Regions from separate parts of the Homo sapiens genome. Here region 1 is linked to region 2. The links are chromatin loops, found by intact Hi-C in ENCODE. Cell type or tissue: psoas muscle. All regions are shown on one strand. Region 1 overlaps IGF2R (insulin like growth factor 2 receptor). Region 2 overlaps IGF2R (insulin like growth factor 2 receptor).

Region 1 (2,500 bases), 54 kb after region 2:
CAAGATTGAATGTGACCCTCAAAACCTCTTGGATAGTTTCGGACTTGCCATCATGTGCTTACCTCCTTGCATCCTCAGGGCGCTTGCTGTGTATTCTGCCTTTGGTATACCAAGTGGATTGTCTTACACTGAGTCCCCATGAGGGCAAGGAGCCTATGGCACAGCAGATACTATAGGTGGAACAAAGCAGTCCATTTGTGAAATTTCATAATTCCACATAATTTCATAATTGTTTGGAAGGCTTGAGAGTTAAAGGTTTGCTTACCTCTTCACTAGCTGGTGCAAAGGTAGATAACCCTCTCCATCTTTGATTAATAAGGCAGGTAAAACTTAAGGGAGGTAAGATTATTCACTCACTCATTCGTGGGAGAAGGGTTGTTTGAATCCCTTCTGTGTGCTAGGCACTAATCTAGGCACTGGATTATAGCACTGAACTCACCACAGTTCCTGTTTTCCTGGAACTTTAGTTAGATAGGAGAAAAGATAGATAGTAAACAAATAAATCCCAAAGTATACTGTGTAAGGTATTGAGTCATGGTCATAGAAATGAATGGTAAAGAGCAACCTAGCTGTAATCATAGCTGTTGCTATACTGGCAATCTGTAAAGCCTGCGGGATGTTCTGGACATATTCTGGGTATGTTTTCATCTTTAATCCTCCACCAAACCTGTGCAGTAGCACACTGGCAATTGGATAGTTTTGTAGTTAGACCAACGTTATCGACATAGTAAGTGGTCGATTTAGGATTTGAACCCAGAGCTGTGGGTTCTTTCCCTAATCTCCTAATTGTTCCAGTCATCTGTGGAGTGCCTGCATTTTCTAGTCTCTGTAGCTTGAAAGGGGATAGTGCTAATGTTGTTGTACCTCAAGCAGAGGATGGGTACATTTCTTGATTACAAATAACATCATAACCTGTTTCCTGTGCACCTCTTATATACCAGTGCAGAGCCAGTACTTTACAGTCCTTCATCCTGAGCTTTGTTTGCAGAGGGTTAATGGCTTGCCCAAGGTTTCAGAATAGTTACTTAGGGAGACTTTTAGGAATTCAATAATGTATTTAAAGGGACCCTGGGTCTAAGGGTACGTGTGATTATCACTCCTAACACCTAATCTGATTTAATGTAATACATGATTTTCAGACACACTACGAGACCCAGGTTCACAGCTGCGGGCCTGTCCCCCCGGCACTGCCGCCTGCCTGGTAAGAGGACACCAGGCGTTTGATGTTGGCCAGCCCCGGGACGGACTGAAGCTGGTGCGCAAGGACAGGTCAGTCAAGGCCTCCGATGCTGTTGGCGTTTTTAATCTCCAGCAAGGACCTGACTTTCAGGGAGCTGCAGGAACATCCTTTTTCAGCAAGGCTTGGGATAGTCCCTGCAGCATTGCTGCTTCACATGTACTTGTAAGATTGTTGGTCATTGCTGTGAGTCACATAGTCTAGTGTGCTTGTCTACTTTTTAATCATTTGTCTCTTACAGCAGTAAAAATACATCTCATGATCCAGTCCATAGTACATACCTGTATTTGCCTCATGAAATAATGCCTATCTTAAGGTGCCATCTGATATTTTTCATTCTGTGGCACCCGTGAAATTGATTTTGTGTCCATTGTGTTCTCATCTTGGGAGGGCAAGAGACAGGAGGGACAGTTTGCTGGTGACCTTCACTGGGATGTGACAGGGACCTTGGTTCCCAGTGGGGAATGGTGTTCCTTATAATGTGTTGTGCCGTGTACATATGCTCTTGTACTGCCTTTGTATCTTGCCTTGGCAGACATACGCATTTCTCTAGTGTGTTGCACATGACCATATCCTGAACTTCGATCAAGGATTCACATTTTCTCCCCATTCAGAGGCCTTTGGTAGACACCTTGTTGTGCTTGCTCTAGTCTGGAGCTCGTGGCATGTCTGGGTGGTTGTAGGGAGCATGTGCAATTATAATGGCACTCTGTCCAAAGAAAAAACTTGAGCGTAACCTGAGGGGAAAAGTGTTTGGAATTTTCTATGTGTGTGTCTGTATTAGTTTGCTCAGGCTGCCATAAGAAAATACGATAGGCTGGGTAGCTTAAACCACAGAAATGTATTTCCTACACAGTCTAAAGGCTGCATGTCTGAAGAAGGCGTCACCGGGGCTGGTTTGTTCTGAGGCCTCTCTCCTTGGCTCGTTAGATGGCCGTTTTCTTTCTGTGTCTTCACGTGGCCTTCCCTCTGCGGGGGTCTGTGTCCGAATCTCCTCTTCTGATAAGGACACCAGTGATTTTTTGGATTAAGGCCCACTCACATGATCTCCTTTTTCCTTGTTCACCTCTTTAAAGGCCCTGTCTCCAAATATAGTCACATGCTGAGCTATGGCTTAGGCCTTCAACATACAAATTTTGAGGGGAAACAGTTCAGTCCATAACAGAGTCTTTAAGTGACACATTGGTAATTCTTAATATGAATGAGTTTGTGTGACGATTTAGTAACATGTGGGACACTGAGCAAGTGTGAGCTTCTCTTGTG
Region 2 (2,500 bases):
AGTCATCTGTACTTTTATGAGATAAAACTGGCTAAAATTTCCGTAAATGTAGCATGTAGTTGAGGAATAGGAATGTAAGTTGATTTTTTTTTTAATTTGATACAAAAAATTTTATCGTGTCACCAAGGTGTGACGTGTTAAGCTCCATTTTAATTTTGTTCCTGGGCATCAGTTTGCTGAAATGTAAATAACTCGGCCAGGTCTCCACTGTGAGCATGAAAAGTCGAGTCCTACAAATGTCCCCGTTTGTTTTTGCTGCTTGGTCACATGGAGGCAGTCCCAAATGTACAGAAGGATCACATTCCAAATGTTTGTAAATTGGTAATTTCATACGTGGAATGTGTTTTTCCATTGATAGTATTCTTGTTCATTGTATGGCCCCCAGAAAGTCATTATCCTTGCAAAGGTTTTGGAGCACCCAGACACCATATGGCTTTAACAGAATCCTAGCCGTAAATTCTCATTGTCTCTAAAAGATGGAGTTGGATTTCCAGGAAAACTACCTCTCCTCCCAAGCCCAGCTCTCTAGAACCTAGAGAGAATATTTTTCATCTGCAGTCGCTTAGACCCACAAGAGGGACATGAGGGCCTGCTTCAGGGGTGCCTGCGAGGCACCTTGTGGGGGCAAAGCTTCAAGGTGACCTTTGGCTCTGAGCACTCCTGGGATGGGGTGCGGTTCCTGGTGCAGTTAGTTATTGGGAGGAACGAAGGAGACAGCACCATTTCAGCAGCAGCTTTAACTGTGTCCGTGCACGTGGAGGGGCCTGCCCTCTGAGTTGTGCATTGAACAGCAGGCACGACAAAGGCTCATTTCCCAAAGTGTATCTGGCTTGAAGCAGCGCTTTAAATAAGTGCATGGTTTTTTTTGGAGAGACTCAGCAAAGCATTTTTCAAGTGTCAAGTGGATTACTTGCCAGGTGGTCCCAGTGCTGAGTTAGAAGTTAATGATTCTTATGCAGGTATTTCTTGGGAGGTGATATTGCTAGTACAAAGTTAGTAGAAAACTTGTTTCTGAGGCTAGTGTGATAGGCTGTGGGACTGGCCTGTAGAAAAGACCTGGGGCAGGAAGGAGTGTTGAAGGTCAGTGGAGGGCGGGAATAGTAGAGCAAGAAGAGAGGGCATTCAGGAGGAGAGGAGCAGAGGCCAGGCCATGCAAAACCAACAACAGTGTCTAAAGTGATCTCAGCTTGTCAGTGGCTTTACTTATTACCATATGCTTTAAACTTTGTAAAATGTCATATTATATATGTAATATGCAAGTTTCCACCCTTTAGTTAGGTGTTAACAAGATGCTTAATGGGTGAGGTCTTAGCAGTGTGCATTAATGATAAAATAATGCTTTGGGATGGTTAGATTTAAGGTAGTTAAGAGCTTCAAAATTTGTACAGGACAAGTTTTCCCCAAATTGTTTAGGTATAAATGCTAGAAAGTTTTTATTATATTGAGGACAAGAGAATAATGAAGCCAGCTGGGAGTTGAGGTTGGTTTAGTTACTGTCTCTAAGGAGATTTTTTTTTCCCTGTAATTTTTCCAAAGGAACAGTGCTTATATGCCTAATTTGGGCCACATGTTAAACCTGGATCACATCCATTTGTGTGTGTGCATTTCAACAGTAAGTGTATGTGGAAGCCTAAGGTTGTTAATTATGGTTACATTAGATCTCATGGATTAATTCTCAGAACAGCATCCTGACAGATTCCCAGGAAATGAATGCCTGCGTTGGGCCTCACGTCTTTTGTCAGCATTTCATAGAGAGAGGGATTTTTAAAAGATGGGGCTGAGAGAAATAATTGAGATGTTCCCTTCCCTATTTTGATCTTGGTATATAAACTATTGTATTGGGGAAAGAACTGAGCAGGCTCTAGAACTGAGCCTAGTGGCAGAGAGTAGCTTATCACTTTGCAGGTGCTGTTCTTTTTCTTCCTCCTTTTCTTCTTTGGATTGTCCTAGCCACAGAGAGCTCTTGCTAATGTTGTAACTGGTCATGAATGGTGTATGAGGAGGTGGGCGTAGCAGCTGTTTGACTTCATGGGACCCACCAGACTGTAATGCCGAATTACAATTTTGCATTTCCACCAGTGATGTATGAGAGTTCCAGTTCTATATCCTTGTCAACACCTGTCAGTGTTAGGTTTAGCCATTCAAGTGGAGTTGTAATGGTATCTCAGTGTGGTTTCAGCTTTCATCTCTCTGCTGACTCATGATGTTGAGCAAGAAAGGAACATCTTTTCTTGTATTTATTGGAATCCTGGATGATGTTCACCATTATCATGTGCTTACTGACTGGGTATTTTTTGTAGTGTCCTTTAAAAATCATATTTTGTCCCTTTTACCCCTTAAAAATTGTTTTTGGGTTCTTCTCCTTATTGAGCTTTAGGAGCTCCTCATGTCTTCTGGGTACAAGTTCTTTCTTAGATATGTGTGAGGTATGAGTGTTTTCTTTCAGTCTTTGCCTTGCCTTTAAATTTTCTCAGTGATATCCTTTGAAGAACAGATTTAA

Evidence for each region. Hi-C counts contacts between places; a loop is a spot of excess contacts. Peaks named below come from ENCODE experiments on the same cell type or tissue, not always from the same donor. Only the 100,000 strongest peaks of a DNase experiment are listed, where the experiment ranks them.
Region 1: a loop joins it to region 2, with 3 times the contacts of the local background. A loop is called at or near these places in 62 of 110 quality-filtered maps.

The regions. Positions count from the first base shown.
Region 1 is chr6:160,026,046-160,028,545 of GRCh38, forward strand. IGF2R (insulin like growth factor 2 receptor) reads left to right here. Exons shown (of 48, transcript NM_000876.4): 6 at 1,140-1,269. Among named protein-coding and RNA genes, the nearest start is that of AIRN, 20 kb to the left of the region's middle. In psoas muscle, no CTCF peak of the experiment used is centred here; a DNase peak (open chromatin) is centred at 1,236; H3K27ac peaks cover 2,500 bases.
Region 2 is chr6:159,972,031-159,974,530 of GRCh38, forward strand. The region is part of intron 1 of IGF2R (insulin like growth factor 2 receptor); the gene reads left to right. Among named protein-coding and RNA genes, the nearest start is that of IGF2R, 4.2 kb to the left of the region's middle. In psoas muscle, no CTCF peak of the experiment used is centred here; no DNase peak of the experiment used is centred here; H3K4me3 peaks cover 1,731 bases; H3K27ac peaks cover 2,500 bases.